5 separate regions of the Mus musculus genome follow, and all the other regions are linked to region 1. A link is a loop called in an ENCODE intact Hi-C map of the cell type or tissue named here. Cell type or tissue: heart. All regions are shown on one strand. Links, peaks and the distances in the headings refer to the core of each region. The heading gives the core; the rest is flanking DNA.

Region 1 (5,912 bases), core at 599-5,598:
AATTCACCTGCCTCTGCCTCCCAAATGCTGGGATTAAAGGCGTGCACCACCACGCCCAGCTGATTCGTCTCTTCAAAAACACCCCCCCCCCCCGAGTGTCTCGCCGTGCTGGGGACTGTCCTAGAGGCCAATGACCAAAAGCTATTGAGTGTCTCTTCTCATGAGGCTAACTTTCAAGTGGAGAATTCTGCAAAGCACCCTGGCACATCCTTTCCACCAGTGGCCAAGGCCAGGAAGACAGTACAGTAAAGCAAGGTCAAGCTGCCAAATGGAAAGAAAGTCTTTCCATTGAATGGCTAGGGATGGACGGCTAGGGACATGCCACTGGGGCTTCGAGCTGAAAGTCATGGGGAACAGAGCTCTGCAGCCATGCTAGGAACATTACGTGTAAAGGCCCTGGGGTAGGGAAGTTCTCAAGGAAAAATATAGCAGCCCCAGGACCACCTAAGAATGGCTACTTGCATGTTAGGGTACAGTGGAATTGCTCAGGGTGCCCAGAGAGCTCAAGGGTCATAGCATGAGGGCATCTGTGGTCCTGCCCTAAATCTTCCCTTACCCAACATTGATTCCAAATATCTATGGACACTCTTCTCAGTCACCTGCCTCTCAGCTGGGCTTGTTGGCTCCGCCCCCCCCCACCCCCCTGTGCTTAGTACTCTCTGAATATCTATGGAATGAATTCCTCAAAGAAGGCACCACCTGACATTTCCAGAGAAACACCTCTTCATCCAGACAGGACAGACAGACCAGAGAAACCCTACCCATGTTTGCCAGTGTGGCAAACCAATCAGATTACAGGGGTTTGTTACAGAAGCATAGACAAGGGTTCCTAGGGGATCCTGGGTAACTCCGAGGCAGCACTAGCTCTACCAGTTCCTCCTGATACAGGCATCTTTGCAGAGAGACGGTGCCTCTCTAAATGTTCGAGATCAGAATCCTGGGACCCAGTAAACGTTGAGAAAGCAGCAGTGGGGTGGAGAACTTCCCCTGGCCAACCTACAGCAGCAGTGCTGAGCCAGCATGGTGGACACACACCCCACCACACTCCAAAGACGTGTGTGTGGAGAGCCTGGCTCCCAGAGCAGGGGGTGATCAGAACTAAGGCTTTTAGGGGAAGTGATGAATCTCTGACTTCATTCATCAGTGGACTACAGATCCATTGATGGGTACTGTCTTAGTTAGGGATTTTACTGCTGTGAACAGACACCATGACCAAGGCAAGTATTATAAGGACAATATTTAATTGGGGCTAGATTACAGGTTCCCAGGTTTAGTCCATTATCATCAAGGTGGAAGCAGGGCAGCATCCAGGCAGCCATGGTGCAGGAGGAGCTGAGAGTTCTACATCTTCATCTGAAGGCTGCTAGCGGTAGACTGACTTCCAGGCAGCTAGGATGAGAGTCTTAAAGCCCACACCCACAGTGACACTCCTACTCCAACAGGGCCACACCTTCTAATAGTGCCCCTCCCTGGGCAGAGCATATACAAACCATCACAGGTACCTAATGTGATGGGCTATGGGGAGGTGCCTGGGAAATGGAACCTAGTTGAAAGAGAATGTGACTTTGGGGGCATATCCTGGGAACTATTTCTTCCTTTCCCAACATGAGGTGGCTATATGCTTATATGCTGTTGTTGTTATGATGGTCAACCAAATGGCCAAACTAAACCTTTCCTCCTTTAAATAGTTTCTCTCCGGTGTTTTGCTACAGTAACAACGCCCCGATGCATGGACACTCGCCTACTTCCTGTACCCATGAGTTGGTTTCTATCTTCAGAGTTCCAGAGGTTACATGCCTTGCAGAGCCATATCCCACTTAGTGGCAAAGCAAGAGGGGCTCCCAGGAAAGTCAGGTGGCATTTACCCACCCTCCCCTCATGAGGGGCAACACCAGGATAGCATCCATTCACCCATAACAGAGGAATCCGACTGAGAGAGGCGTGTCCTCCCATCCATTAAGATATCACGTCAAATTAGGCCTATTTTAGATTTTAGTTTAATTTAACTGATACATAACATAAAGTGATATATAGTTACATATGGATATACTGTGTGAGTTTCCATCAGGACCTCGCTCTTTCCCCCTTCCGGAAGGTGCACAGCACGGGTGCTGTCCGCAGTTGTTTGCTGTGCAAGCATGCAGGGCCTTCCTGTCTTCCTCACTGCTCAACGTTGCACATTTTTCCCTCCCCGCTATTTCAGTTTTTAGGGTTCATAACATGCTTGGGCTTTAAAGATGGCATTTCGATTCTGGACGTGAAGCAAAGGTTAGGTCTCCAAATGTTCTTTGCACCCGGGGTCGGGGAAAGATACCAATAACATCCAGGACCCGCGACAGCAGCTTCCTTTACTGCGCAGGCGCCATTTCAGCGGCGTCACCCCTCTCAGTGTGGGCGAATCCATTCCCAGGAAGAAGGGGCAAGGTGCAGCGAATCCCAAACTCTTCGCGATGGTTAAAGCCATGCTCTGGCCAATCAGAAAGCCCCATTAATTCCCGCCTCCGGCTGCATCCTGGTTGGGCTGCGTCTCCAGAGACGCTAGGCGGTGCCCAGCGGTGATTGACAGCATCTAAAGCCATTGGCCAAGCTGAGAGCAGTTAAAGAGCAGAAACCTCTCCGCTTTGTTCCGCGAAGGGAACCGGTTTTCCCCGCCTCCTTCTTCTATTGGGTGCCTGGGGTCTCCGAGCTTTTGAGAGCAACCAATCAGGAGACAATATGGAGGGAGAAGGCGGGTTGATGATGGTTGCCAGGAGCCTGTTTGGCGCGACTCTTGGGACCAGAGGACTAGTGGTTGTGTCTCAACTCTTCTTTGGGCCGGGTCTAAGGCTGGACTTGGAACGGGTTCTGCTCCGCCCCACCGGAACCTTTGCAGGCTGCCTGGGGCCTGAAGCCCTCCGTCCACCCAACCCTAGCACCCGGGCCATCATCCATCCCTCCATCACGGCCTCAGGCCCTGGTGTCAGCTGTCCCCGAATCCTAACCCCCTTTCAGCGTCCCCCACCCCCACGTCTCCGCTAGTACCTGGTTACTATGGTGAAGCTAGCTGCCAAATGCATCCTGGCAGGTGAGTGCTATATGTGTTTGAACGCGTGGTCCCCAGAGCCCTAGCCGTCCTAACTCGGGCGGTTTTGGTTCACCATCGCGTCCACTCTCTGTCTCCCTTAGGAATGGCTGTAGTGACCAACAGCAGATTCTAGAAGGCGCGCGGGGCGGGGGAATGGGCTCCACAGGACACTCCCCCCACCCCTAGGGCACATTTGTAGATGCAGCTGTGTCCCGGTCTCCCTCCCATATTTTGAGACTACCTTCACCAGATAGACTTAACAAACTTGAGCGAAGTACAAGCATGGACTTGTCAGGGGTCAGCGTTGCTGGTCCCACTCACTCTGATGTCAGGAAGATGGGGTGGCGCATCTGAGAGCATTAACTTAGAGATTCCCCGGAAGTAAGATGTTTATTATTGTTGACTGTCAGGGAAATAGCCTGCACAGTGCCCAGAGTGTGGATGAGTATTATATAGATATATACAGAGTGATCTGGTGGTGCTCACACTCGTGGGCTTGCCTTGAGCCAGTCTGAACATTCGGAAGCCTATATGCTTAGCTTGTAGTCTGGTTGACAGCTGAGCACATGTGTCTACCGAGGCGACACTGCAGCCAGTGTCATGTGGGGGTATTTCATTTAACCCTTTTGCCACAGCGCCCCCAGGTAGCTTCTGTGATGTGACCTGATGTGACCGAAGCCCTGAGTGGTGTTGCCATGGGTGAACCCCCAGTGGAAGTCGTACACCCCATTCCCAGATTCGCCTGACTTCTGCCTGTGGGTCAGGAGTGTTGGCTACTTCTTATTGTGACAACTTACTGGACCGGAAGTTGGGAGTTTATTGTGCTCACGGGTCCAGAGGACTGCCCATCATGGTGAGGAAGGCATGGTGGCAAGACTGGGAGGCAGGCTGGCCACGTTAAGTCAACAGTCAGGAAATGGAGCATGAGCCTTGGCTCTCAGCTCTCTTTCTCCCTTTTATTCAGTCAGGGGCTCCAGCCTGTAGAGTGGTGCCACTCACCTTTGGGGGCGGGCCTTCCCGCCTTAATCTAAACTAGAACACTTCTTACAGGCATGTCCAGAGGCTTGTCTCTTCCGTGATTCTTCTTTGTAATCCAAAGATTAGCAGGGGTGTCTTTTGATCTTTATTCTACCGAGTAAGAAGGGGGGGCAGGGAATGGAGGGGAACGGTACCCGTGATGACTTTTCTAATTTGAAAATGAAAGCGTCATGCATAGACATGAGTGACAGGTTGTCACTCAGACCCTAGTGCAGCAGAAGGAAGCCAGGCTCTGCAGAGAATCTGTAGTTCTCAGGGTGCCAGGGGAGGCAGTGTGGTGTAACAAAAGCAGCCAGTCCTTGCCCAGCTCTGTTGCTTTGGACAGTGTTCAGCTTCTGCATGGGTAAGTTGGGGACATTTATTATTTTTTTTTAAAGTTAAATTTCGTTTTAAGTGGGCGGTCCTGCCTGCTGTTCTCTTCCTTAGCTGGTTAGCTCTCGAGGAGCTCCTGTGGTGAGCCCCTCTGCTTAGACTTGCTGTATGCTGGCCCTTGTCACTCCCTCACAGTCTTCTGGCCAAATGCTCAAAGCTACCAGCCAGTTCTCATGTAAGATGAGGCAAGCAAGGCCCAGAGCAATGAAGACCCTGATCCACAGGCTACAGCTTCTGGCTAACTAAAAAACCACCTCCAGGCTCTTTTCCCTTAGGAGTATCCAGGGACCACCAGACCCCAATGGAACCACATTCAGATTCCTAATCTCCACACCTCCCTTAAGTGCACATGCGCACGCGCGCGAGGGCACACACACACACACCCTTCCTCTTCCCCTGGCTTTTTCTTTTCACTCCTTGTAGGCTCACATAATCACCGGTCCACACATATAGTCACTCAGCAGATGTTTATTGAGCATCTAATACATTGAGTCACCATGCAAGCTGCAGTCGCCCCACGCCCCCACCAGGAAGAGCCCAGAAGTGCAAGTGTGTGACTCATGGGCCCTTTGTGTACTGTATGAGCCTTTGCTGAGTGCCTCAGACACAGCTGCGGCTTCTTTGGCTTGAGAGGCAGAGAGAGGGAGCACCATTGACAGGCAACTGTGTTTCATTTATTGAACCAACAGCCAGGTGCACCAACACGGCACACACTGGTTCATTAACTCTGGCAACATTCTGTAGTGGGTCCTTCACAAAAGCTGTTGGCCTAACTTACAGATGTAGCAAAGTGGCCACAGAGCACTGAGGCCTTAAGTGGCACAGAGAGAAAGGACAGGATTTGGAGCTGGATTAGAAAGAGGATTGCGTGTGTGTGTGTGTGTGTGTGTGTGTGTGTGTGTGTGTGTGTGTGTGTGTGTGTGTGTGTGTGTGTTGCGGGGGGCTGGGGGAGGTCCAAGGAAGAAAGAGCAAGCACGCCTGTCCAGACTTTCTTTTTCTTTCTTTTTTTCTTTCTTTCTTTCTTTTTTTTTGGGGGGGGGGGGTTCGAGACAGGGTTTCAAACCAGTATAGCCCTGGCTGTCCTGGAACTCACTTTGTAGACCAGGCTGGCCTCGAACTCAGAAATCCACCTGCCTCTGCCTCCCGAGTGCTGGGATTATCTATAAGGGACAGCTGGGGACCGTTGGAGTGGTCACCTAGGAGTTGATGGAAGAGCTACGGATGCATGCTGTGGGAGAATGAGAGGACTCACCGCCGGTCTGTTCTATGACTGCCTCTCTGGTGAGGCTGAGCTGGGCGTGGGAGTCACAGAAAGTTAAAGACAGAATCAGTTTGTGACCGTGAGAGACTGGAGTCAGCCCGAAGGAGCAGAGACATGCAGCGGTGGTGCAGACCCGGAAGGAAGTCACTGAGCTAGGCACAGGCCTCTGGGGAGGGG
Region 2 (5,912 bases), core at 587-5,586, 170 kb before region 1:
TGGTAAAAAAGTAACCAAGGCAAATGCCCATCATTACTGCATCACAGTGTTACCCCATGTTGGGCCATGAGGGAGGGGAGCACCTGAAGTAAGCCACAGTGGACCAAGCTTGTTGGTGATTCCCTGCTAGTGTTTAAATACAAAAATAAAAAATAAAAACAGAAAGAGCCCATGGCTTTCTACCCTGGTCCATTGACTATTCCAGCCCTGGGCAACACACTCAGTTTGTGGGAACTCCCGCACTCCATCCTCCCCTTCCCCCTGTGAGGTCCCTTCATTTCCATTTTACACAGGGAAAACTGAGTCTGGAGAAGATAAAACTGGGCAGTGGAGAGCCCTGTCTCTATTTTTCTGTGTTAGCTGCTCCCCTCTGCTGCTTCAGTGACTCTGGGAGTTGCCTGACATCAGCACGGGCTGGCAAGTCCTTGCTGTTCTAAAAGTGTCCCCTACATGGCTGTATAAACACACCCGAATCACCATCTCACCATCTCACTGTGGACAAACAGAAAGCTGGGATCTTTGGTGACAGCCCCGTCCACTGAAAGAGTAGACAACAAAATGAGACTTGGGCACAAATTCAGGCTTCCTCATGTCGCCTTATTGTGCCTTCTCAGAGAGGTGGGCACTTTAAAGTAAGGCACTCAATCACCTTCTATCTCTCCATCAAAACAAAAGAGTCAAATGAAATAAATATCTAATAAAAAAAAAACAAAATAAAAAAAACAAAACAAAACAAAAAACCCAAAAGAGTCATAGCTTGTGACATTAGAGGGCTTTCACAAAAATAATTCAGATGGCTCTAAAACATGGAGGAGTCCCTTGAATCAGAGGACCTCCTTTTCCTGGAGCAAGGCTCCCAGGAAGAAAATGCTGGATATGAATTCAGGTGACAAAAAGATTGGCTACCAAAGAGGACAAACATTACTGGTTGGCTGGAAAGTCTCCCTTGTGTCAGAGTCCTTGCCCTGTGACAGGAAGGTGGGACATAGGTCTGTAAGGACGACATCTGTGGGCATCTACTCCTTCCAGGCAGGAAAGTAAAACAGAGAGCCAAATGGGAGAAATGTGAACATTAGCTGGAGGAGGAGCCGGAAATCTCAGAGGCAAAAGACAGGTATAGAAGGACAGTGGTCCAGGGAAGGGGCAGGCATGAACCTGGGTGGAAGCAGAGGGGAAGGAGAGCAGGTCCCAGGTGAGACTCTTGAGGGCAGACAGTATAGTCTGCAGGAGGGCTTGCCTGTAGCTTCCCTGTCCTTGAAGACAGTAGAAACATATTAGAATAAACTTTCTTTCAATGTCTCTTTCCATCTCTCTGTCTCTATCTCTCACTCTGTTGCATATGCCTCCATGGGGGTATGGGAGACTGTGATGGTTTGTATATGCTTGCACTAGGGAGAAGCACTATTAGGTGTGGCCTTGCTGGGGTAGGTGTGTCACTCTAGGTGTGGGCTTTAAGAACCTCATCCTAGCCGCCTGGAACTCAGTGTTCTGCTAGCAGCCTTTAGATGAATCTGTGGAACTCTAGGTTTTGCCTGAACCATGCCAGCCTGGATGCTGCCATGCTCCCACCTTGATGATAATGGACTGAAGCTCTGAATCTATAAGCCATCCCCAATTAAATGTTGTTTTTATAAGATTTGCCTTGGTCATGATGTCTGTTCACAGCAGTAAAACCCTAAGACAGGGTCTAAACACAGGCATGCAGAAGCCAGAGAAGGATGGCTTTTGTCTTCTTTCTGTGTTCTTAAGACAGGATCTTGCACTGAACCCAGATCTGGTGAGTATCGAGAAAGCCCCAACTATCCCCCTGTCTCTTGACAGTTGGATATGATCACGCTCAATTTTTTTTTATGTGGGTGCTGGAATTTGAACTCACGTCCTCAAGCCAGTTCATCAATGGCTTTCACCCATTGGGACATACACCTAATCCAAAAATAGTTATTTTTATCACTTTGAGTGAAAAATCTGCAATTCTTTGAAAGTGGCAAAAGCAAAGATGCCTAAGAGGCTCTTGTATTTATTGGCATAACTCAATGGACCCCTATAGTACTGGGAACTCAGACAGAGGCAGGCACACTCACTGTGGTTATAGCTCATGATGAACTTCCCTTGTTCCAGGTGCTTAACAGAGACTGTGTACTGGCTGTGTGCACTGGGCTCAGGCACAGGTAGACTGCAATGGTAGCGGGTGTAGACACTGGCCCCCGGCGGCTCCTTCACCACCGGAGAGCATTTCTCCTCCCTAGGGAAATAAGTTGAGCTGAGAGCAGGGTTGGGGGAATGTCAGATCCATCTAAGACCTCAAAGAGGTATGGTCCTGGGGATAAGAAGAAACAAGGCAAGATGGACAGGGGACACTCACGGAGCTACAGGGCTGGGGCGATAGAAGAGCCCAAAGGAAACAGAGCCAGTCGTCTGGGTCCACACCTCCCAGGAGCAGTGGAGGGACTGGATCCCATCAAAGAAGCATTGAAGGTTCTGTGGCTGGGCCTTGTCCCCTGTGGCAACATACCCTCATTCAGTCAGTCCACCCTCCCTCAATGGTTGGGGCACGAGGTTAATCACACAGAGGAGATCCTTGAGGGCAGCAGACCTGGCTGTGACCATCAGCCCACTGTGCTCTGAGCCTGCCTGCTGTGTGTCCCCAGCTAGGGAAGAATCCAGTACGTCTGCGCCATCGTGAGGGAGGAGCCAGCTCTAAATATTGAGTGTTTGAATGAACTCAGGGACTCAGGTGACCCTACACACAGCCCAGCGCTTGTAAACACATGGGCCTCTGCTGCTGCTATTGAGGTCATTAACAGAACATGTTTGCTGCCAGAGAGCCAAGAGTGTGTGACACAGAGTGGCCCAGAGAGACTACGGGGGACACAGGGCTGGTGGGAGGCTCCAATGTCGAGGTAGGGCAGATCCTGGAGCCTTACTCGGACCTAGACTGTCCCCACTTCTAGTCTCCTAAAAGGGGCATGTCCTCCCAGCTCCATTACCTGGCTGGGAGTCCCAGTGAACCTCTGGGCTCCATCTGCTGGGTCTCCCAGACAAGCTTGAACCCGGGGACAGCCGAGTGCGCACACGGGCAGCATAGATGCTGTTGGGTAGGAATAGCTTTGGCTCGAAATTCACCTGAAATTTGCTAGTGTGGAGACTGTAGGCATCCTGTGGAGATATGGGAGCTGAAGGAGGAACCTGACATGCCATCACCCAAGGGTGGACACAGACGGCTCAGGGTCCTACCTCCCAGGAGTCCTGAAGCCGCTTATAAGCCACCTCAAACTCTATGTCCTTTGATGAAAGCCAGGAGACCTGGGCATCCCCAAGGGACACACTCCACTCCAGCAGGAAACGATCCTCAGAGGAGCTGATGCTGACGTTCTTGGGAAGTGGTGGCTGCACTATAGAGAGGGAAGCAGAGGGTTAATCGGGTTGCACACCGAGGGAGCTGCGGGTGGCCTGGTGATCTGGGTGCCACTTTGGCTCACACCATTCAGCTTCAGGCCTGAAACCTGCAAACTGCAGATTTGACAGTAATTCTGCCCTACATTCTCCTCAGTGGGGCCTCCTCCTGCCCTGCTGTGCACTGATGCTTTCTGACCAGCAGACGGTGCTGTGAGCCAGGGAGCCTCTTCTCCTGCCACACAGCCTCCTCACAGTTCAAGTGCCTATCACTGACTGTCCTTGCCCTGCATAAGTGTAGGACCGCCCTGATGACTTTCTTGGACTCCAGTTCCCAGACAGAAGCCTTTATCCTTCTTCTTGTCCCACTGCAGCTCATTGTAACCCCATGTCTGTCTTGTCACATCAGGCTAAGGGTTTCTTTTCCCTGTCCCCCCTTCCCTAGTTCAAGGCTAGAGATGCAGCTGTCTGTATCCCATGATTTCCCTGCCATTGTCTAGCCTTTGGAACTCGATGCTTCCTGGAACACAGTGCACATGCCTGGTGTACCCAGCATGCCCCACTCCCTCAGATCTCCCCCTGCAAGCCCCCTTTGCACACGTGGTTTCCTGGCTAAGAATTGCTTCTGGCTCTGTGATCCTCCCAGAGCAAGGACTTGGCTGCAGAGCTCCTTCCTTCCTTCTGGGAAGCCCTTCCTGATTGCCAGAGCCCTTTGCTTTCCATCCCTGGATGTGGCAGCTGATGCCTAACCCTTCAGTCTGCACCTCTGAGCCCCAGGGGCAGGGACTCTTTCAGACACCAGCAGCAATGATGTGATGAGAGCATTCAATCTAACATTGTTGGCGGGCAAAGAGGACTCACAGTGTTCCCCTGAGAGTCTGACATCTAAGCTGGGGCTTAGAAGAACAATACAAGCCATGGTTTTCCCATTATTCTGCAGTGTGGGTGACATGTCGGCTACAGTCCCCAAGAGAACCACACAGATGATTTTTGGCCCCACTTAAGGTCATGCTGTGACAATGGGCCTTGTGGGCCTGCTGCCTGCACACTCGGTGGTCCAGAGAGGGTGGCGCAGACCCTGGCTCTGGGTCAGAAGCATGGAAAGAGCCTGACAATGTGACCTATTGTGGTCATCTCTGCTCCACAAAAATCAGAGGACCTCTGCAATAGGGCAAGGTGTTGCAGCCATGGGCGAAAGCAAGAGAGAGCAGAGTTCTGTCACCTGGAAAGTCCTATAGGAGGCACAGGCACAGCTCTTCCTGTGGAGGAAGCTTTGTGGCTTGATAGGTGGCAGAAGCAGCTGGAACAGGATCATCCTTGGGCAGAGTCCCCACATCACATCTCTTCCAACCCCAAGACATGGTCCCTAATTCTGGGAGAACCTCACTCTAGCCCATCCCAGTATCCTGCCCACTCTTGCACCCACTGCCTAGGCAGGACCTCCGCTCCTCACCATTCTGGGCAAGTGGCACCATGAGCTGGATGCCCAGATCACTATCTGGCCGGAAGGAGTAGTAGTCTTCGTTTGTGATGGAAAATCGTGTATAGGGGATGACACATCTTCTGGGCACACAGCGGTGGGATGACGGGCACTCTGACCACATGAGTTCCTCACTGAGCTCACAGGACACTGGCTGTTTTCTGTTAGGGAGCATTCATTAGTTTCTACTATGTCCCTGCTTTTATCCAAGGGCAGTGTCTGGCAATGAGCAACACACACACACACACAAACACTCATGCATATACATACAAAGAAACATGCAGAAATACAGAGACTGAGACTCACATGAGCACAGAGACACACACAGCATATATACAAGCACACAGAGAGTCACAGAAACAGACACACACACATGCACACAGACATACACACACACATATATAAAGAGATATACACATGTATAGACAGAGACACTCACCTATACACACATATACAAACACATATACATATAAAAAAGATATACACTTATACACACAACACAGACACACACACACACACACACACACACACACACACACACATGCAGTGAGCATCCTGATGGAAGGAACAGGCACACACTGGATCACAAAGTAGTATGTTGTCATTGGAAATTGTTGAATACAACAGACAAGGCTGAGGAATCTGGAAGGGTCTGTGGGGAGTACGGATAGACTCACTGCATGCACAGTTTGACCAGAATCTCCGAGGACTTGCAGGGAAAGCAGGCAATTTCTGCAGCAGGCTGACTGCAGCAAGTACAAAGTCCCTGAAGCTGCCACCAGGCCTGTAACTGGAAGCATAGACTGGCGCATGTACAGTCTAGCACCTATCTAGTTAAAGAGCTTGCTTACAGCACATCACAAGAAATCTGACTGCATCCAGGTGGAGCCTAAGACGTCCTTAGCTTCAGAGACTTCTAGTTGACTTTAAACATCACTAATTTTGGCAGCCATGCTGTTGAGCAGTGTGTTATTCTTGGTCTTCTGGGTGAGCTTTCATGTGCACACCACCTCTGATCAAGGTCAGATAACCAGGTCAA
Region 3 (5,912 bases), core at 350-5,349, 360 kb before region 1:
AGCCCTGGACAGGCACTTCAGGGCACTGTACAGTGTGGGTGAATCTGGAGTATGTACACACATACAGACAGCTTCCCATTCTCACTCATTCCAAGGAGTGCCCAGCCACACCTCATGCCCCATAGGGACCCAGAGACCTGGGATCCCGGCCACATCCTTTGTTACCATCCTGTTTCAGGTGAGGAGACTAAGACCTGGGGTGGAAGCAGGAGGCTTCAAAGCTTTACAGAGAAGGGACAGAATGTCCTCTTTCAGTCGGACTTTCTGCTTTAATGATCAGGAAATGTGTCAATATTTGCTCATGGGAACTGCCGCTCCGCCGCCCTCGGTCAACACTTGCAGAGCCTGCTTGGTTTCTCCATCTGTGAGGCTATGGTTATGTCTGAGTTCTGTCTACTCTCTAAAAGGGAGTTCTCTGTAGGCTCTGGCTGTAACAAATGGACAAACACGACCTGACTTATGTGTGGGCAGTGGCACGGGTGTTCTTGGCCACACGCAATCAGGGGAACCCCAGATCATTCACTTCCTAGCTCAGAGTGCCCATGAGCCAACCTCAGGTCCTGGTGGAGCCTCGGTTTTCTCATTCCTGAAGTGCACTTCACAACTCCATCAGACAGCAAGGTGATACAATGACTCCCATTCAGGTCAACCCAGTTCTTTCTGTGTCCGCCAGGGGGCGCCGCTGGACCTCAGAGCACCAGCTCCTCCTCTTTGCTCAGATTCGGCTTTATTCGGCCACAATCGGAACTACCCGGCTGGACCCGACTGTTCTTTAAGGCTCGGAAAAAATCGTCTCCATTCGGTTCTTCTCGGCCGTACTCGGCTGGATTCAATTCTGTTCGGTTTGCTCGGCTGGAATAGATTCTAGCGCTTTTCGGATATGCTCGGCTCCTCCCCTTACTAGGCTTCCACGGTTTGGGCCCTGGAACTCTGCCTACTTTCTGGGGTGCTGAGGATTGGAGGAATACACTCTGCTCCCCAGCCAGGCTTGGACTGCCTGCTGAGGTACTGGTGCTGGGTGCTGGGGCGCGCGCTGACTCCCTCCAGGAGATGGCGACCTCCTACCTATCTGTTTAGACCTTAACTCGGTAATGACCTTGAACTCCAACTGTGATTTACCATTCACAGTTTACACAGGGCTGCCTTCTGGCGTCAGTAAGTCATTGTCCTGCCTCCTGGGAGAAAGGGCAGGAATGAGCAGAGAAACAAACACTTATATTGTAGGACTCTGGCCTTAGACCTGGTTCTGGCTTTTTGTGTCCGGGTATACATTTACTGGCAAAGGCTGTGAAAGAGTATAAGAAGGTATCCACTGGTGGGTGTGCGGAGAAAAGTGGGTGCACACCTCTGCATACTGGGCTTAACCAAAGTAGCAAGATACCCTTTGGTTGGCTGTTCCCAGACACTCATACAATCCTGGACTCTTCAAGATCGTTCGGCCCAGGGTTATTAAGACCCAGAGAAATGTCAAGCACACCTTTAATCCCACCACTGGGGAAGCCGAGGTGGTCAGAACTCTATGAGTTCATGGCCAGCCTGGTCTAGAGAGTGAGTTCCAGGACAGCCAGGACTACACAGAGAAACCTTCATATCAGCCCCGCCCCTGCTTCCCCTCCAAAGACTCGGGGAATTAGGGACTTACCCAATGTCATGAAGTTAGAAAGAAGACATGGGACAGAGCCATAGTCTGTCTGTTACTCCAGAGCTGGACTTCATGTCTCAAGTCTACCTGATGTGCCTGGACGCCCTCGTGTCTGAGGTCAGTAGCCGGCAGCCTCTGGTTTGCTAGGGCCGGATGAGCAGCCTTGTCCCTGTATAGTTCGGTGCGGAGTGTAGTGGGGTGCACAGTGCTAGGCACACAGCCTTCTGCACTACTGTGCCCTTCGCCTGCTTCTCCCTGACCGTCCATCTTTTCTTTCATCCATCTTCCCGGCCTTCTTCCCAGAGATCTGAGACTGCCTGGTGCTGTTCCCACCCCCGGGGCCGCTGACTCAGCCCTTTGCTCTGGTGGCTGCAGCTTGAAGCGGGTAGCCTCTCTGCAGGTCTGGCTCTGTGCCTCAAGAATGCTGCTCCGGCAGGGCCACACAGAGCCATGCCAGTGTGAGCTTTGTGGTGGCCCTTATAGGGCTATCATCCCCCTCTCTGCTTTCTTCTGCCAATGTATTCCTGACTGGACCTGAGAACTCCAAGTCATTTTGGGAGGCAGCACCAGACTAGAAGAATCTGGCGTCCTCTCAACTTGGATTTCGCTCTGCTATGTGACCTTGTACCAAAGGCTTGATCTCCCTGGGCCACAATGTCCCTGATTAAGGGATGGGATTAGATCATCTCTGAGGCTCGTTCCAGGCCTAGTCTTGCTGTTGGATTGTCTGCCTAAATGCCCAGGAAGCCTGAACCCAGAGACAGCCCTGTCAAGGACCCTAAGAAATAGGGCTGGTATACTTTTTTATTTTTTATTGAAGTCCCAGACCTAAATCTATCCCCTAAGCAGTGGGCTAGAGAGTAATACCACTGCCAAGACCCTCTAGCTGCTAACCTGGAGAGAGGCTGGAGGTGGGGCTAGGAATAATAAATCTAAATACTTTTGAGGACCAAGGTTCCCCAGAGAGGTGAAACCTAGCTCAGGCAAGGAGGTATCCAGCAAAACTGAAATAACAGGTCGCCAAGGGTGAGGGACATTTTACAGGAATTGCACAGGGTTTCCGACCTCCAGGAAACCAGGGCTAGGAGCCAGGGCGGTGGTCTTTGCTAAACATTCCCCAGTTTGCCCAGGAGGAAACTGAGGCAGGGTTTTGCCTAGTCCCAGGGCACACAGGCTGCCTCCCCCAGCTCCACCTTGAACATGTTGGGGGTTATACTTCTGTAAGGGAGCTGGCTTTAGGAGAGTCAGTGAAGGCAGGATTCCAGGTGGGGAAGAAGGAATAAGCCATCTTTGGTCCAGCATGAATGGTAGGGGCAGAATCCCTGAACACCTCCGGCAGGAGAGGCAATGCTCGACCATGTTGCTGGGTGTTAGGACCAGGATTTATACCTATGGAGGATGGGTACCAGTGGCTCATGCCACTCAGTCTCTGTAGCTCTTGGCAGATGGCTCTTGGGCTCAGACTAGATCCGGGCTGCCTCCCTTTTCCTGAGTAATGCAGAGCCCCGCCCCCTCTCGTGCAGCCTCCAATTTCCAGGCGGAGTCTTTCTAGGCTCTTGATGCTCGTCCTGTCTAACTCCCAGGGCATTTGACTCAAACAGGTCCCCAGCGCTGGGCCAGGGCCACAGATGCCCAAGGATGTTAAAGATCCAAGTCTCCCAGTACCTCCGAGGCAGAGCCCCAGGCTGGAGGGGCGGGAGCAGGAGGAGGGGACTGGGAAGCCAGCTCAGCGTGCTCCCTCCTCCCTCCCTCCCTCCCTCCATCCCTCCGCCCTCCTAGCTCAGTCGTAGGCCTAGGGGTCGGGCCTGCAACAAGTTATCATCACAGACATGGGCCAAGGAGCCAGAGGCCGTCCGGGGTCTGTGAGTTGAGCTTGAGGCCGCAGGATGAGGGTGAGTGGCTGGTGGCCTCTCTTCTTCTGACTGGGATGGGGGTTGGGGTCACAGTCTGAGATTCCTCTGTTCCCCTCTTTCTGGCAAGCACATAGCTCTTTCCCTCTCGCCTAGCCAGCTCATTTGGAAGATCTGCCACCCTGCACTGCTGGCCACCCTGCACTGCTTCTGGTGTTTACCTGCCCCTGCAGGGACTTCCTCACCACCCACCCACCCCCAGCCACTAAGCCCCGCCCATCTGGATGATAAGGTCGGTAGCCCAGCCTCCCACCAAGAGGCTCTGGCATTTTAGGTGAGGTGGTGGGGACCGGCAAGACCCCTCTATGGTTGGTGTGACCCCCACACTTGGTACTGCCTGGCCCCTCTCCTAGCACCCAGCCAGGGATCCCAGCTGCAGTTAGTCCTGTTTCTAGGGAGAGGGCCCTGCTTCCTGCTTCCTGCCCCAAAGCTCCAGTTCTGTGTCTCTGAGCATCTGACTCCCAAGGGACCAGACCGGTAGGAAACAAAAATGTCTCCAAACCATGCTGACTCTCCGGAAGTTCTTTGCCTTTCAAGCCATAGACTCTAGAGTGAGGTCTATACAGGAAGAGGAAGGAATGGGCACTTTGAAGTCTTTGACAAACTGGGCAGTTTCCCCCGAGTGTAAGTCGCCCATATTGCCTGGCAAGGAAGACATGTTGGCGGCTTGTGTGAATGAAAGAGGGGCTAAGCTGCAATCACTAGGTCACATGACCACCAGGTCACGTGTTTGTGAGTTATTCGGATTTCCTTCACAGGGTGGGCACATCTATGGTCAGAATAAAGTATGTGTGTGTGTGTGTGGGGGGGGGGTGTTGCTGCGACCTGTAGTTGAGAATAGGCGTGGAGTTGGTCTCTGAGGGAATTCCCTGCCTGTGGAGCAGAACTAGCAGGCCCCAGCAGTATGATCATTCCAGAAAGGGGGTGTCTATGAAGACACCTCCTGTTGTCACCCCAATCCCTAGAGAGAAGGCTCTGAGCTTCTGTCCCTTTAAAACATAGTCCCTCTTCATAGCCTTTCAAGAAGTAATCATTTTACCTTCTCAGCCTGTATTAACCACAGAAAAATATTTTTGAATTTGTACTAAATGTTAAGAGGAACAAAAAGGAAATAAACAAAGAGACGCCAAGAGGTGTAAAAACCAGTCTGGTTTCAATAGCAGTTTCTGATCTGTGATCATCGGGTAGTGCCAGCCCCCGAGCCTGTCACCACCTCAAAGGGCCCACTGCAGGCTTCCGGCCCACCGAGCCAGCTCCTCTGGTGTCCGGCCTACTTCCTGCCCTAGTCTGGAAACTGGAGACCTCATCATATTCAAGGCCCGAGATGGAACATTCCCATTTCTGATTCCTTTCAATGTCCAGGTGCTTTCTGTTCACCCCCCTTAATTTCAATTTACCACCTCAGTGGCTGATTGGTAGGCCTGTCATGATTGACACAACCACCTTCGAATCACTTGGCCCCTGGGCAAGAGTGGGTTGTTAACAACACAGAGATGCCAGAAGGATGAGCCCTGCTAATAAGCCTTATGCTGTACTAAAGGGGACACCTTGTTCTTCAAGAGGGAGACCTCTTGCTTCTGTGCAGAAGTGGCCTGCAGGATCTACAATGCTCTCAGGGACCCTAGCTCCTGACATCTCCTATGGTGCTTGCCAGAGGTGGTGGGAGCCGAGGTCAGCAAACAGCCTTTAGAGATGAGAGGGTCAAAGAGTCATTCTCCATTTCCCTGGCTAGCCATGTGGATATCTGACATCTTCCTTGGTGCCCCAATGAAGGCCTGGGAACCTGGTTTGTGCCATCTGAGGGTCTCCACGGGGCCTTCATCCTTCCCAGGCCATGTGGCAGTGGCCACAGTAGACAGATACCAGGAGGCTCGATGGCCAGTCTAATGCCCTCCCCCAGGCTTGCTTCCCAGATGGCCCCAGACTCTGTTACCAGAGGTCCTTCCCTACTCCCCTAGAAACACTGGGTCTGCCATGGCAGTGTTATCTGGGGGTGCTGAGACAAATGTATCTATCTGTCTCTCCTTCCAGGTCATCATGGGGATAGCCAGCCTGGGGTTCCTCTGGGCAGTATTCCTGCTTCCTCTTGTGTTTGGGGTCCCCACAGAGGAGACTACCTTTGGAGAATCTGTGGCCTCCCATCTCCCCAAAGGCTGTCGACGATGCTGTGACCCCGAGGACCTGATGTCCTCTGATGATACGGTCCAGGCCCCTGTTTCCCCTTATGTCCTGCCTGAAGTCAGGCCGTACATCAACATTACTATCCTAAAGGGTGAGTTACCACACTGGGCAGGGTGTGGGCCAAATTGGGAGGGAAGAAAGGACGAAGGGAGGGAGGGAGCAAGGGAGGGAGAGGGGGG
Region 4 (5,912 bases), core at 516-5,515, 200 kb before region 1:
AGATGCTGAGGAGAGGTGACAGGCATCTATGGGGTTAGAGATTGCACCCCAGGGTGGCTCTGGACATAGCTTTGCCTTCAGGGGACACATTGTCCACTCTTGGCTGACTGGTCCTTTGCCAGATGGCTGAGCATGGAGGTAGTAAATCAGCAAGACTGCCCCGGGGAGTGGGGTAAGTTAGCAAAGCCTACTGTGCGCAGCTAGCAGCTCCGAAGCAGGGTGGCACATCAGGGATAACGACTGAAATTATGGCTGCTTATACCTTTTAATACTGTCACCAGTCTGGTACACTCAGAGACTCCGCCCCTCTAAGCTCAGAAGCCCCTCCCCTCTAAAGTCTCCAATTGTGAAGAGGTCTCCTTGTTCTGTGGGTGACTGCAGATACCTCTGCCCCTACCCACACACCACACGTATAGTAATGGACATTGTTAAAGGATTTGAAATCCCCCTGAGCCTCTGTCTACCCAGCCATCATTCACAACCTGTTCTGTCCAAACCTTTAAATCAAACAAACAAGGGAACAAACAGCACCCCCCCCCCAGATTAGCCTCTAACAGAGCTCAAAGGACAGAGCCTTTGAGACCAGCATCAGAGGACTGTCTCCAAGGTGGGTCACTTCCAAGCTGACTCTGGGACTTGGGCTTCTATAAAGGGTTTACTTAGGAGCCGTTTTCAGGTGCTGCCATGGGGAGTGGAGAGGCAGAGGGAAGGAAGATGATAGAATGTATCCTTCAGCAAATTACCAGCTGCGGCTGGCACAGTTTCCAGAGGGGCTCTGGGAAGTGGTCAGAGCCTGAACATCTGTGAGCCATCCACTAGGAGGGCTGGATGGGAGCTGGTCTCAGGAACCACCTCTCTGATCCTGGCAACTCTGCTTAGCTGTCCTCATGGGGACAGTGTGGGTGCCTGTGGCTCGGGGGCTCTGTGAAGTTTTCTGGAATGTGGAAAGTGAAAGGAGATGAACCAAAGAAAAACAATTGCACGTGACTTTGTGGGGAAGAATGGGTTTTATCCAGTGATTACTGTCAGAGGGCAACATGACGGGATTTCAATGTGCTGGTTGACTTGATTTATTTATTTTTAGTCTAGAACCAGGCAGCATTTCATTTTATAAAATAGAGAACTTCCAGGGAGCCAACAGAGGGTTGCTCCATAATCAGAAAAGGGCTAAAGAAAGTGACTTACAGCCGGGCGGTGGTGGCACACACTTTTAATCCCAGCACTTGGGAGACAGAGGCAGGCAGATTTCTAAGTTTGAGGCCAGCCTGGTCTACAAAGTGAGTTCCAGGACAGCCAGGGCTACACAGAGAAACCTTGTCTTGAAAGACAACAACAACAAAAAACAAAAAAACAAAAAGAAAGAAAGAAAGAAAGAAAGGAAGGAAGGAAGGAAGAAAGAAAGAAAGAAAGAAAGAAAGAAAGAAAGAAAGAAAGAAAGAAAGAAAGTGACTTATTTCACTTGCAGGGGAGATAGGAAAGCATAAAAAGTCCTGGGCCGCCCCCCAGATGACTTCAGGAGACCTTGCTGTGCTCAGGGTTAAGTCAGAGAGAGCCCCACTATCCTGCCTTGGAAGTGTAGCTGTTCCTTAAGGTCAGAGGAACGATTTGTAGTGACTTGTCTGGTGCTGTGACAAAATCCTGGACCACAACTCAAGAGGAAGTGTTTCCATGGGCTTACAGTTCCAGGGAGCACAGTCCAGCATGACCAGGGAAACCTGCATGCAGAGCAGGAGGCAGCTGTCCACAGTGCATCCACAGGCAGGAAGCGGTTGGGGAAGGTCCACCTCTGTGGGTGGCCATAATCCAATTGTTGAGAGTCCCAGGGAAGGAAGCAGAGCTGAGTGTGAGTGCTTAGTGTACTCTCTCCTGTTTATTCAGGCCACGGCCCCAGCCTATAGGATGGTACCACTGCTAATTAGTCTTCATACATTGATCACCCCAATCTAGATCATCTCTCATTGACACGCTCATAGGTTCATTTCCATGGCGATCTTAGATGCAGTCAAGTTGTCAAGATTAGCCATCATACCTGGTGCCCTGGGACTTTGGTATGATGAGTTCATTGTACCTACCAGCTTGATCCATTGAGGCAAAAAACAATGGCCTCCTGGCCTTTTGATTTAATATTACTGACAAAGGGGAGGAAGTGACTCACTTCTCCTTTTGATTGGCTGGACCTTTGAATGGATGAATGGGGGTATAGAAGGGGAGAGTGGGGACTCTGGGGACAAATGTGGTCAGGTCATCTGTATTTGCTGGCTGCTATGAAGCTGTGGTTCTGTTTCTGTTGGTTCTATTTCAAAGGAATGGCTTTCAGGTTCTTGGACCCTCTGAATAGCAGTTGGTCCATGCCCAGCTGGGAGGGACAAAGGAAGGAATGTCCAATTCAAGCCTTGTCAGCTAAGGCTCTGGAAAAGAGGTCAGGAGCATGTGCCCGGTGTTGGCTGGAGTAAGATGCTCAGCCCCCAGTAGCATGGATCTGCCTTGGACTGGCTGTTTAGTTGGAATTTGGGCTTGCTGGGAATACACTCTCATGCTGCCAGAGGCCATGCCAAAGTTCCACTTGTCTGAGTGCAGATAATGGCACTTCTGTGTCTTGCTGTCCCCCAGCTGTCCCAGTCAGAGACATAGGACCTACATTCCAGAACACTGAGGCTTGCTCTCATCACGAGCACTATGTGGCACACAGGGACATATATACACACTGTCGCTGCGGTAGCTAAACAGAGGTATAGTGGCTCTTACAAACAGGTGTGCAATACTGTGGCATGTACACCAACATGTGTGTCTGTTCACATCTGGATATTAACACAACAGAGGCATTCATTGTTAGCGTCCACCCAAATACAAGTGTGCAAGAAGGGACAGCCTCACACTACTTTTTCCTCCTCTTCCTCCTCATCCCCCCTCCTCCTCCTCTTCTTTTTAGACTAACCAAGTGCACTAGTTAAAAGGGGGAGGGTAGAACATGGAGTTCTATCTTTAACTGACTGTGAGCAATCGGTTGAGATAACTCACCACCTCTGGACCTGTCCACACTAGGTTTAATGTTCTATCTACAGTTAGGGTTTTGCAATTCCTTGCAATGTTTGCACAAGAGGTCCGAGTTTCCGTTTGGCCCTGAGCTCTGCATAGATGCACCCGCACAGCTCATTCTGCTTGCTCTTTCCTTGTCTTGACCACCAGACTTCAAAGGCTTCAGAGATCTGCAGCGGGAGGGTCTGACGCCGCAGAGTTGAAGTAATGCAGGGTGCTGACCTCTAGGTGGCAGCACCATTCCGATCAAACCTCAGTGGGCTGCAGAGGGGAGAAAACTGGCCCCTCAGATAGGGGTTTGAGGTGGCCCCAGGATCCACTGTCCCCCACTCCCTGCCCCCGAAAGCTTGAGGTTTACCAAAGTAACTGCCCTAGAGGGAATTACCTGATCCATTCTTCTACCAAGGAATCTTTAATAGCTTTCTTTAAAAAATCTAATTACAAGTCATGGATAGTGGTGCCACACCTTTAGCTCTAGCTCTTGAGAGGCAGACAGACTGATTTCTGTGATTTCAAGGCCAGCCCTGGTCTGCATAGAGAGTTCTAGGACATCCAGGGTTTTGTAGTGAGACCCTTGTCTTCAAACAAACAAACAAACAAACAAATCTGATTACAAACGCAACACATTTTATTTTAGAAAACAGAACACATACACACAGATGTATGTATGTGCATGTGTGTGCATGGGAGGTGGCATTTGTGCATGTGAACGCTGGTGCCTCTGGAGGCTAAAAGAAGGTCAGACCCCTTCAAGCTGGTGTCTCAGGTAGCTGTGTACAGGGAACTAAATGTAGGTCCTCTTCAGCAGCAGGAAGTGCTTTACCCACAAGCCATCTCTCCGGACCATATGTGGTTTTAAAAATGCCTTTGGCTTTTTCTATCTTTCTTTCCACCACATCTTTGGGATTTGGTGGGCACCCCCTCCCCCAGGCCCCAATTCAGGATTCAAGTTAGAAACCAGGAGAAAGGCCCAAGTCCTTGAAACTCTCCCCACTCCTCAGGCACTGTTCTGTTGAGATCTCCACACAGACCTCCTCTCTATCCAGGTTTGAATGTCCACTAGGGATGACCGAGGTTCCCTTCTGAGATCTCTTCCAGATGGCAGAGGTTTCTCACAGTCTCTTCCTTAGAGGCCTGTCTCGTTCCCCTGTGGGCTGCTTTTGACTCAGACTTAACAGGCAGAGGGAAGGAGTAGCCATCTCTCTCAGAAGGCACCTGCAGCTGATGTGTGGGCACAGATGAGTTGTTCTCATCACTCTTGGGAGATATTAAAAGCCATACTTGCCATGGTGTCAATGTGGCTGGACTGGGGACCATCTAGGAAGCTTCATTTCTGGTGTATCTGGGAGGGGGTTTCCAGAGGAGACTGTCGTGTCAGTGGATTGAGTCTGGGATGATCCACCCTTGTGGGCAGCCACCATCCAATAGGCTGGAACCCCAGATAGAAGAACAAAAGGCAGAGGACAGACATCTTTCCCTCTCCTGGAGCAGGGACACTCTTTCTGCTGCCCTGAGATACCACACCTTTACAAAAACCCCTTCAGTCCCAACTGCAGGATTTATAGGAATAGACCTCCTAGTCCCAGCCTGTGAGTCTAGATTGAACATTACAGGACGTGTTTAAATGTGTATTGAGCCAAGATAGGAAATCCCAGTGTCTCCAGCTTGAAGAGAGCCCGCTGAGGCTTTGCAGGGTCCATAATCACGTAAAGTAATCCCCCAGACACCATTTCCTCTCCTTCTTTTCTATTTGCTTGTCTTTCTAGAGCAGTAGCCCTCGACCTGTAGGTTGTGACCCTTTTGGGGTCAAATGACCCTTTCATAGGGATCACCTAAGGCTGCCATAAACCGCAGATATTTACATTACAATTTATAACAGTAGCAAGATTACAGTTATGAAACAGCAACAAAAATAATTTTATGGTTGAGGGTCGCAACATGAGGGACAGTATTGAAGGGTCACAGCATCAAGAAGGTTGAGAGCCGCTGCTTTAATGAGCCCTGGCTAAGGACATTCACCTCTCAAGGGTGTGTGTCCAAGTCACGTGGTGTTCTGGGGAGCCCAGCAGTTTCCCCCGCTAAGAAAGCTTCCAAGATGTCAGGGAATCAAACTGAGCATTAAACTGAAAACATCAGAAAGATTCTTGCTTAGCTTTTACCTTTTAAATTTAGAAATGTGTTTATCTTTATGTGTGTGGGTGCTTCTCGCGCATGCGTGTCTGTGTGCTCTCAAGTGTTCTCTTTCCCTGTCTCTCCAAATGGCAGATCTGTTTCCTCCTGTCCCCTAGCTCACCGCACCATCTCTAGCTTTGCGGGGCACCTAGAATCAATGGGTTTTTACTGGGGGTCAGCCCTGTCTATTCATCTTTCTTGTTCTCTCTTGAAGGTAGCCAAGGGGGAAGAGCATTGGTGGGGGCAAGACTTGGTCTTGTGAGATATTGAGGGTTGCTATTTAATAATAATAATAAAAAATGTTTACCTGTCTTAAATCTAAGTCAGTTTGCTATGGTAGCTGACCTGGCTGTCTGTGTTCCTCTGAGACCAGAAACCTGCCAGTCTCTGGCATCATACCACAGTGAAACAGAAGGAGATTAAGTGGAGTAGCCCTGTTCTATCTCCACAGGAACTGTGAGGCTCTAATTCCCAGCCTACTACTCGAAGTCTCAAGAAGAAAAAGGGACACTTTGAGAAAGTGATTTTAATCTTTATTTCTAAGGACTATATGTGACAAGTTCTCCAAGGAAGTTCTCTAAGAAAAGATTCTCTCTTTAAAAAAAAAAAAAAAAAAGAATCTTCCCTTTCTTTTCCCTCAGCACTTACAGGTCTTTCAGAAAACATGACCACATGGTAAAAAGCTACCACAAGTTTACACATAA
Region 5 (5,912 bases), core at 542-5,541, 200 kb after region 1:
GACAAGACACTGGGAGACGATAGGATCGAGAGTAGACACCTGCCTTGTTTGCCTGCTTTCCGCTCCTGGTCAAACGTCACTTTTTAAAATATTTTTAATATGTATAGATGCTTTGCCCGCATGTCTGTCCATGCACCACTTCCATGTCTGCTATCCACAAATGCCAGAAAAGAGCACTGGATCCCCTACAACTGGTTGTGAGCCACTATCTGGGTACTTCGAACCAAACCTGGGTACTCAGAGAGAGCAGTTGAGCCATTTCTCTGACCCCCAAATGTCACTTCTTAGGAGACACCTTCCCTTCCACGCCAGTCTTCCTCTCATTTCACACAGAACACCCCGAGGGGATGAAGCACACCTCTCTCATTTGCTAGAAGAAACCCTGACGGAGCAGGTACAGGGAGGGTCTGCCTCTCATGCCTTTTGGCCAAGCGTAAGGTTTATACTAAAGCCTGTTAAGCTGTGCTAGTGTGTGGCACATGTCTTTGATCCCAGCACCCAGGAGGCACAGGCAGGTGAATCTCCATAAACAGGAGGTCATTTTGGTCTACATAGCAAAATCTGGGCTGGCCAAAGATACGAATTGAGACCCTGCCTCAAAATAAATAAATAAATAAATAAATAAATAAATAAATAAATAAATAAATAGAATGATGTAATCATAAAACTCGAGGCTTTGAAACATAAATCCCTATGCTAGCCTTAACCATTATGAGCCATAATGAGTTCTTTACTCAATTTCTCAAGGAGATTTTGTGCCTTTCCAAGCTAGACAGACTGTGAAAAACCTTTTGCTAAAAGAGGCCCCAGTTTCCAACTTTCTGACAAGAATGTAAACTTTGGCTTGAGACAGGATCTCATATAGCCCAGGCTGGCCTTGAACCTCAGTCTGAAAATGGCCTTAACTTCTGATCTCCCTATCTCTACTTCCTGGGTGCTGAGATTACCAGTATATACCAACATGCCTGGGTGCTGGGAATCAAACCCAGGAGGGATGTAGGTGAGTCTTTTTTGTTATTTCCTGTCTCTAAAAGCAGGTTCTAACCGCCTTAGGTCCACAAAACACTTCTTGGGCACACTCTAGAAAAATGCCACCCCACAAGAGTGACACAGAACTGCAGAATTGTAGTTGGGGGGGAGAGGTGGCAGGGACCCTCATGAGAGAACAAGCTGCGCGGTGAGCAGAGAATGAGGCAGGACCCTCCAAATCGCTCTCCATCTGAGAGAGCAGAACAGCTGGGCCACAACAGGGGAAAGATGACTAAACTCCAACGACAAGCTGTAGCAGATGGCCTCTGGGAGCCACTGCAAAAAGAAAGGGGAAAGGAGAGAGGCATGATGGGAGCAGTTCAGCAAAGATACATGCCTCTTTATATTTTAAGGCATTTTGATTTTCTACTGATCTGGGCTCTTGCTATGGAGCCCAGGCTAGCTTCAGGTCTGCCCAGGCTGACCTCCCATTTGCAGCAATCCTTCTGTCTCAAGTTTTCAGGTGTTGGGAGCTCAGGATCAGCTGGACAATTCAGTGAGAACTTGCTTAACAACTGTTTAAGTCCGAAGGATGGCTGTTTTCAAAGCAAGTGACTTTTCTCACAATCTCCAACTTCACCAGCTTCTGTCGTTATGATCCCTCCCCTTCAGTTTCAGAGTAGAGGGATCCCAGAACATGCTGCAACTAACTCTTAAAGACATACAAACAAACACACACACACACACACACACACAATAGGACCCAGACAGTGACAGTAAACCTTTGGGGCAGAAAGTACAGCAAGTGTGGGACCTGCTGGGAGAGGAATGAGAGCAGGGTCGTGGTGGCCAGAGCAGAGGTTGTTCAGAAGGGCAGGGAGATGTCAGGCCACATCTTCCCTCGGAAGTGTGGGAAGAGCTTTGAGCATCCTGAGGAGCAACCCACTGGGAGTATGAATGGTTCGAACAATGAGGGAGATGGTACTATGAGGGCAGACAGCACTCAGGTACGGCTGAAGTTACAACACAGACAGGCTAGTCCCAATGTGGTGGGAAATTTAAGTTAATGACGAGGACCCAGCAGGACCCACCAAATCCTGAGAACACAAATTGGGGAAACGGGAAGGCAAGCTCATTGGTAAATTAGTGAAATGGGTAATCCCACCAACATTACCATTTCCAACACAGGTAGAGGCCAAATCACCTGATCAAATTCATCCCAGTGGTATCCACGGTAAGGACCCGAATGTGGAAATGTCCTTTGACAACCATTTATTTTACAATTTATTATCTAGCATTTCCAGTTTCATTAAGGGAGGAGGGGAGAGAGATGTCAGATATGAAGGCCATAAAACTACACTTGGCTGACCCTGGACACCACATGTATCTAAGATGTTTTTTTTTTTTCTTTTTTTAAAGATGTATTTTCTAATCAAGGAGATCTGCTGAGAAACTATCAAGGAAACATAAACAGCAGGCAGAAGGGACCAGCTTTTTAAAAAACGCCCATCCCGAGTCTCTTTCCAGACGGCTGCAGGGGGTGGAAGACGCCAAGAGGTCACACTGACCCGCACCCTGTGAACTGTGATGATCAATTAAGACGTAGCTTGGATAGCCCCGATCTGAATATCGATTTAGAGCGAGGCACTCTAAATCTGCTTTAAAAAATAGCGACCAGAAATCTCCGTTGAAAGACGCTTGTGACCTGTGGGACAAAGGTTTGAGTCCTAGCGGGCACCCCGAAGCTCTAGCAACCCGGACTAGGCAGGTCATTTGCCACCCTGCGTTGGGGCCACAAGTGACAAGCACACGAAACGCGCCGGGCCACTCTCCAGATAACGATCAGCCAGACCGACGACCACGCTGGGGCCAGCGAGCGCGGCGGGGCATTGTGGGAGGCAGAGGAGGCGAGCCTGGCGCGAAGCATTATGGGACACCGCGGGGACAGCTCCGACTCCCCGCCCCGGCTTCTCTGGCCCCGAGCGTGACCACGATTCAGTTCTGAACCTCTCCGGGCGTCCCCAGACGCCACTGACGTAATCCCCTCACTTGTGTCTGGCACCTCAGGGGCGAACGAGGATTTTTTTTTTTTTTTTTTTTAAAGCCGAGAGCTGTGACACACTTCCGGTTGTGTCTCACTTTACGGCTTGACATTTTTCCGCTGACTAAGAAGGAAGTGGTAGGGCCATTTACGACAGCGCTGGTCGCCGTTTACGGCACCGGCCCCTGCGCGCGCATCTTCCCTCCTGCCTTGACTCCTCGGAGTATCCCGGCAATCGCAGTTTTTTCCCCGGGCCATCTGTCGCCATCCGGGCCCGTGAAGGCTTTTGCAGGTGAGCGGCTTGTTTCGTGGGACCCTGCGGACCTCGCGAGCCAGCCTGGGCTAGACGTGGCTTCGGGAGCTCCCGGAAGAGCCTTCCTTTACGTCCTGTCGCCTGTGCCCCTCCGCTGGGCGGGGCGGGAATTGGCCCCCGGTGGTCCCAGGCACGACTCAGAATGCAGGACACCGGACCTTGTGTGTGGATCCCTCGCTCGGCGCTCTGCTCAGCGCCGTGGGGTGGGTTGTGGGGCGACGTAGCCTCCTCTAGGGGTTCGAACAGATTGTTTCTGTGCTCCGAAATGGGGGGCTGAGAGTAGGTTCCAGCTCTGATCGGAAACGGAGCCCAGGAGTTAATGGCCCCCACCTGTAGTGTCCCCAGTGACCCACACTGTATTGTGGCCAATACAGCTGTCGCGCCGTTTTACTTTTCCCCTACTGCTTTCTTTCTGATTCACGTGTGCAGTAGCCGAAGGACCAAACCCTGTCCATCCAGGGAGATAGATGATGATGCACATCAGGCCTTGAGCCATCTTGAACTTGTGACAACTCAAGTTTACAGTTGCTTTGGGGGCAGCCTGTTGGGTATGGCTTAAAGCCCCAGGTGGTCAGGCTGCCAGCTACCCACAGTATAACCAGAAGGAGGTCGGGCCTAAGTAGACAGCCTTGGAAACTTTTTGAAGGGATGGGCAGATGGACTCCTTAAGTTAGCAGAGCTAGCTTTGTGTCTCAAAGATGGGGTGTGTGGTAGCAGTCGGTGGTAAAGCGTCCAGCACAGCACCCCAACATCCTGGGGCCTCTTACTTCATGTCAGCTGTTTGAAGGCCACCACACCCCACCACCACCACCTCACCCTCTCTCCCACAACCCCGTGTTCTTCCTACAACTTAGCATACGTTCATATTTGGAGGGTGAAGCTCCTGGGTTTACTCTTGTCCGTGTCACCTAAGTATCACCAGCTTCCGTGTGTCAGAGGAGGAGGAGAGGCTACTGAGCTCTAATGGTGGACAATTTCAGGTTTCTTGTGTGTGGTCAATGCATGGGTTTTTTTTTTTTCCTTTTGTTGTTTGCTTTGGTTTTTGATGGGAAGTGTCCAGCAAGCCCCTGGATTATACAGCTATTAGCTTTTACTTTCCTAAAATGAGCTGTGGTATATACTATATACTGCGGGGCCAAAGCTACACTGCCTGTGTTCAAATTTTCTTACCCAGAAAATGGGACTGGCCCCACGGGATTGTCCGAAGGGTTTAGTGAGCGCGTGTGCTGTAAGCGGTCAGAACAGTGTCCTGGTGCTCCTGCGTATGGACATTTGACACTCGGCCGCTTTTGCTCTGAAGTTTGTGACCACCTTGGTCACCAATGGTCCTTTTGCTTGGCTGCATGCACTGTACAGGACTTGTGCTGATGGAAAATTGGAAGGGTGGGGTCTGATTGAGGGTTCAGGGGATGGTCTTGTTTGGTTGGTTTTAGTCCTTTATTTTTAGGATTTTGTTGTTGCTGTCTGTGTATGCACGTGTGTGGGAGTTTGTGCTGTGGCATTCTGCTGGAGAAGGCCACGTGTGGGGGTCTGTTCTCACTTTCCACTTTGGTTCCACCTTTACTTGTGGCACCATCTCAGCAGCCCGAGGGTCTTTAAAGCACTGTGTGCCGGTGCCTTTGTGTAACTGAGTGGTAATTGTGCAGGGTGACAATCACCAAGACTTTGACCGAGGCCCTCTGATGGAGACTGGGTTTAGAGACATTTGCTGTTGGGTGCTTTGGTGAAGGTGTTTCGGGGAATTCACTACTCTTACCTCCTTGAATAATTGAAGACACCTTTATCATATGTTCTACTGAGAAAGACGGGACACCCCATCAAGGAAAGGCACAGCTTCATTGCAAAGATGTTCACCAAAGAACCTGTCCTAGAATCAGTGAGACATAGGAAAATGTCGCTGGTGTTGGCAGGGTTCTGCGTTTTGAGTGTTCTTTGAACAGTTTACAGGAAAACCCTGTCCACAGTGCTCGAGAGCCAGGGTGCACCTCTGCAGTGCAGCTTCAGTGGAGGGTGGAGTGTTTGGAACTTGGCGGCCTTCCTTCTGAAACTTCTCACACTGCTTGTGTTCACAGGTTTTAGAAGATGGCGAAGTTCATGACACCTGTGATCCAGGACAACCCCTCAGGCTGGGGTCCCTGTGCCGTTCCTGAGCAATTTCGGGATATGCCCTACCAGCCATTCAGCAAAGGAGATCGGCTGGGAAAGGTATTGGGTCCCTTCAGCTGGGGCAGCTACTCCACAGTTCCCCACTGCCTTTCTAGTCTCTTGATGGATATCCTTCCTTTGGGGCTACCACCTAAGGAAGGCCCTGACCTCCAGAATGAGTCAGAGCCAGGGTAGCCACGTGCAGAGCATCAGAGGCGACACTGATGCCTTTTGTCGCTGTCGATGTCAGCAGAAGTCTACTCGCCTGACCTGTTGTCTTCCTTGTCCCTCACAGGTTGCAGACTGGACAGGGGCCACATACCAGGACAAGAGGTACACAAGTAAGTGGTCCTCGGCGGCCCGTCCACATCTGGGTCTTGGGAAGCTCATTACTTTTTTCAGTAAGCCCCACATGAAAGGTTTTTAGAAAGGAAAGGAAATGGT

Evidence for each region. A loop is a pair of places that touch in the nucleus more often than their neighbours do. Peaks named below come from ENCODE experiments on the same cell type or tissue, not always from the same donor. Only the 100,000 strongest peaks of a DNase experiment are listed, where the experiment ranks them.
Region 2: it touches region 1 in a loop (7-fold over the local background); 23 of 42 quality-filtered maps call a loop at or near these places.
Region 3: a loop joins it to region 1, with 3 times the contacts of the local background. A loop is called at or near these places in 14 of 42 quality-filtered maps.
Region 4: it touches region 1 in a loop (5-fold over the local background); 10 of 42 quality-filtered maps call a loop at or near these places.
Region 5: a loop joins it to region 1, with 2.8 times the contacts of the local background. A loop is called at or near these places in 12 of 42 quality-filtered maps.

What each region holds. Positions count from the first base shown.
Region 1 is chr15:78,170,921-78,176,832 of GRCm38, reverse strand. Ift27 (intraflagellar transport 27) reads left to right here and starts at 2,752. Exons shown (of 7, transcript NM_025931.3): 1 at 2,752-3,064. The coding sequence starts at 3,031. In heart, for the core only: a CTCF peak has its summit at 2,555; DNase peaks (open chromatin) are centred at 2,552 and 3,782; H3K4me3 peaks cover 2,161 bases; H3K27ac peaks cover 1,603 bases.
Region 2 is chr15:78,337,924-78,343,835 of GRCm38, reverse strand. It overlaps Csf2rb (colony stimulating factor 2 receptor, beta, low-affinity (granulocyte-macrophage)), which reads right to left. Exons shown (of 14, transcript NM_007780.4): 4 at 4,847-5,034; 5 at 3,235-3,392; 6 at 2,988-3,156; 7 at 2,363-2,498; 8 at 2,082-2,242. Among named protein-coding and RNA genes, the nearest start is that of Mir7676-2, 7.7 kb to the left of the region's middle. In heart, for the core only: a CTCF peak has its summit at 3,582 (motif pointing right); DNase peaks (open chromatin) are centred at 3,605 and 4,015; H3K27me3 peaks cover 521 bases.
Region 3 is chr15:78,527,140-78,533,051 of GRCm38, reverse strand. C1qtnf6 (C1q and tumor necrosis factor related protein 6) reads left to right here and starts at 3,401. Exons shown (of 3, transcript NM_028331.5): 1 at 3,401-3,534; 2 at 5,584-5,824. The coding sequence starts at 3,529. In heart, for the core only: a CTCF peak has its summit at 679 (motif pointing right); DNase peaks (open chromatin) are centred at 851, 2,161, 3,261, 3,981 and 3 weaker places; H3K4me3 peaks cover 2,792 bases; H3K27ac peaks cover 3,996 bases.
Region 4 is chr15:78,366,370-78,372,281 of GRCm38, reverse strand. No RefSeq gene overlaps it. Among named protein-coding and RNA genes, the nearest start is that of Mir7676-2, 21 kb to the right of the region's middle. In heart, for the core only: a CTCF peak has its summit at 3,258 (motif pointing right); a DNase peak (open chromatin) is centred at 3,051; H3K27me3 peaks cover 3,209 bases.
Region 5 is chr15:77,968,073-77,973,984 of GRCm38, reverse strand. Eif3d (eukaryotic translation initiation factor 3, subunit D) reads left to right here and starts at 3,161. Exons shown (of 15, transcript NM_018749.2): 1 at 3,161-3,302; 2 at 5,396-5,528; 3 at 5,764-5,809. The coding sequence starts at 5,406. In heart, for the core only: a CTCF peak has its summit at 3,416; a DNase peak (open chromatin) is centred at 3,174; H3K4me3 peaks cover 3,357 bases; H3K27ac peaks cover 2,497 bases.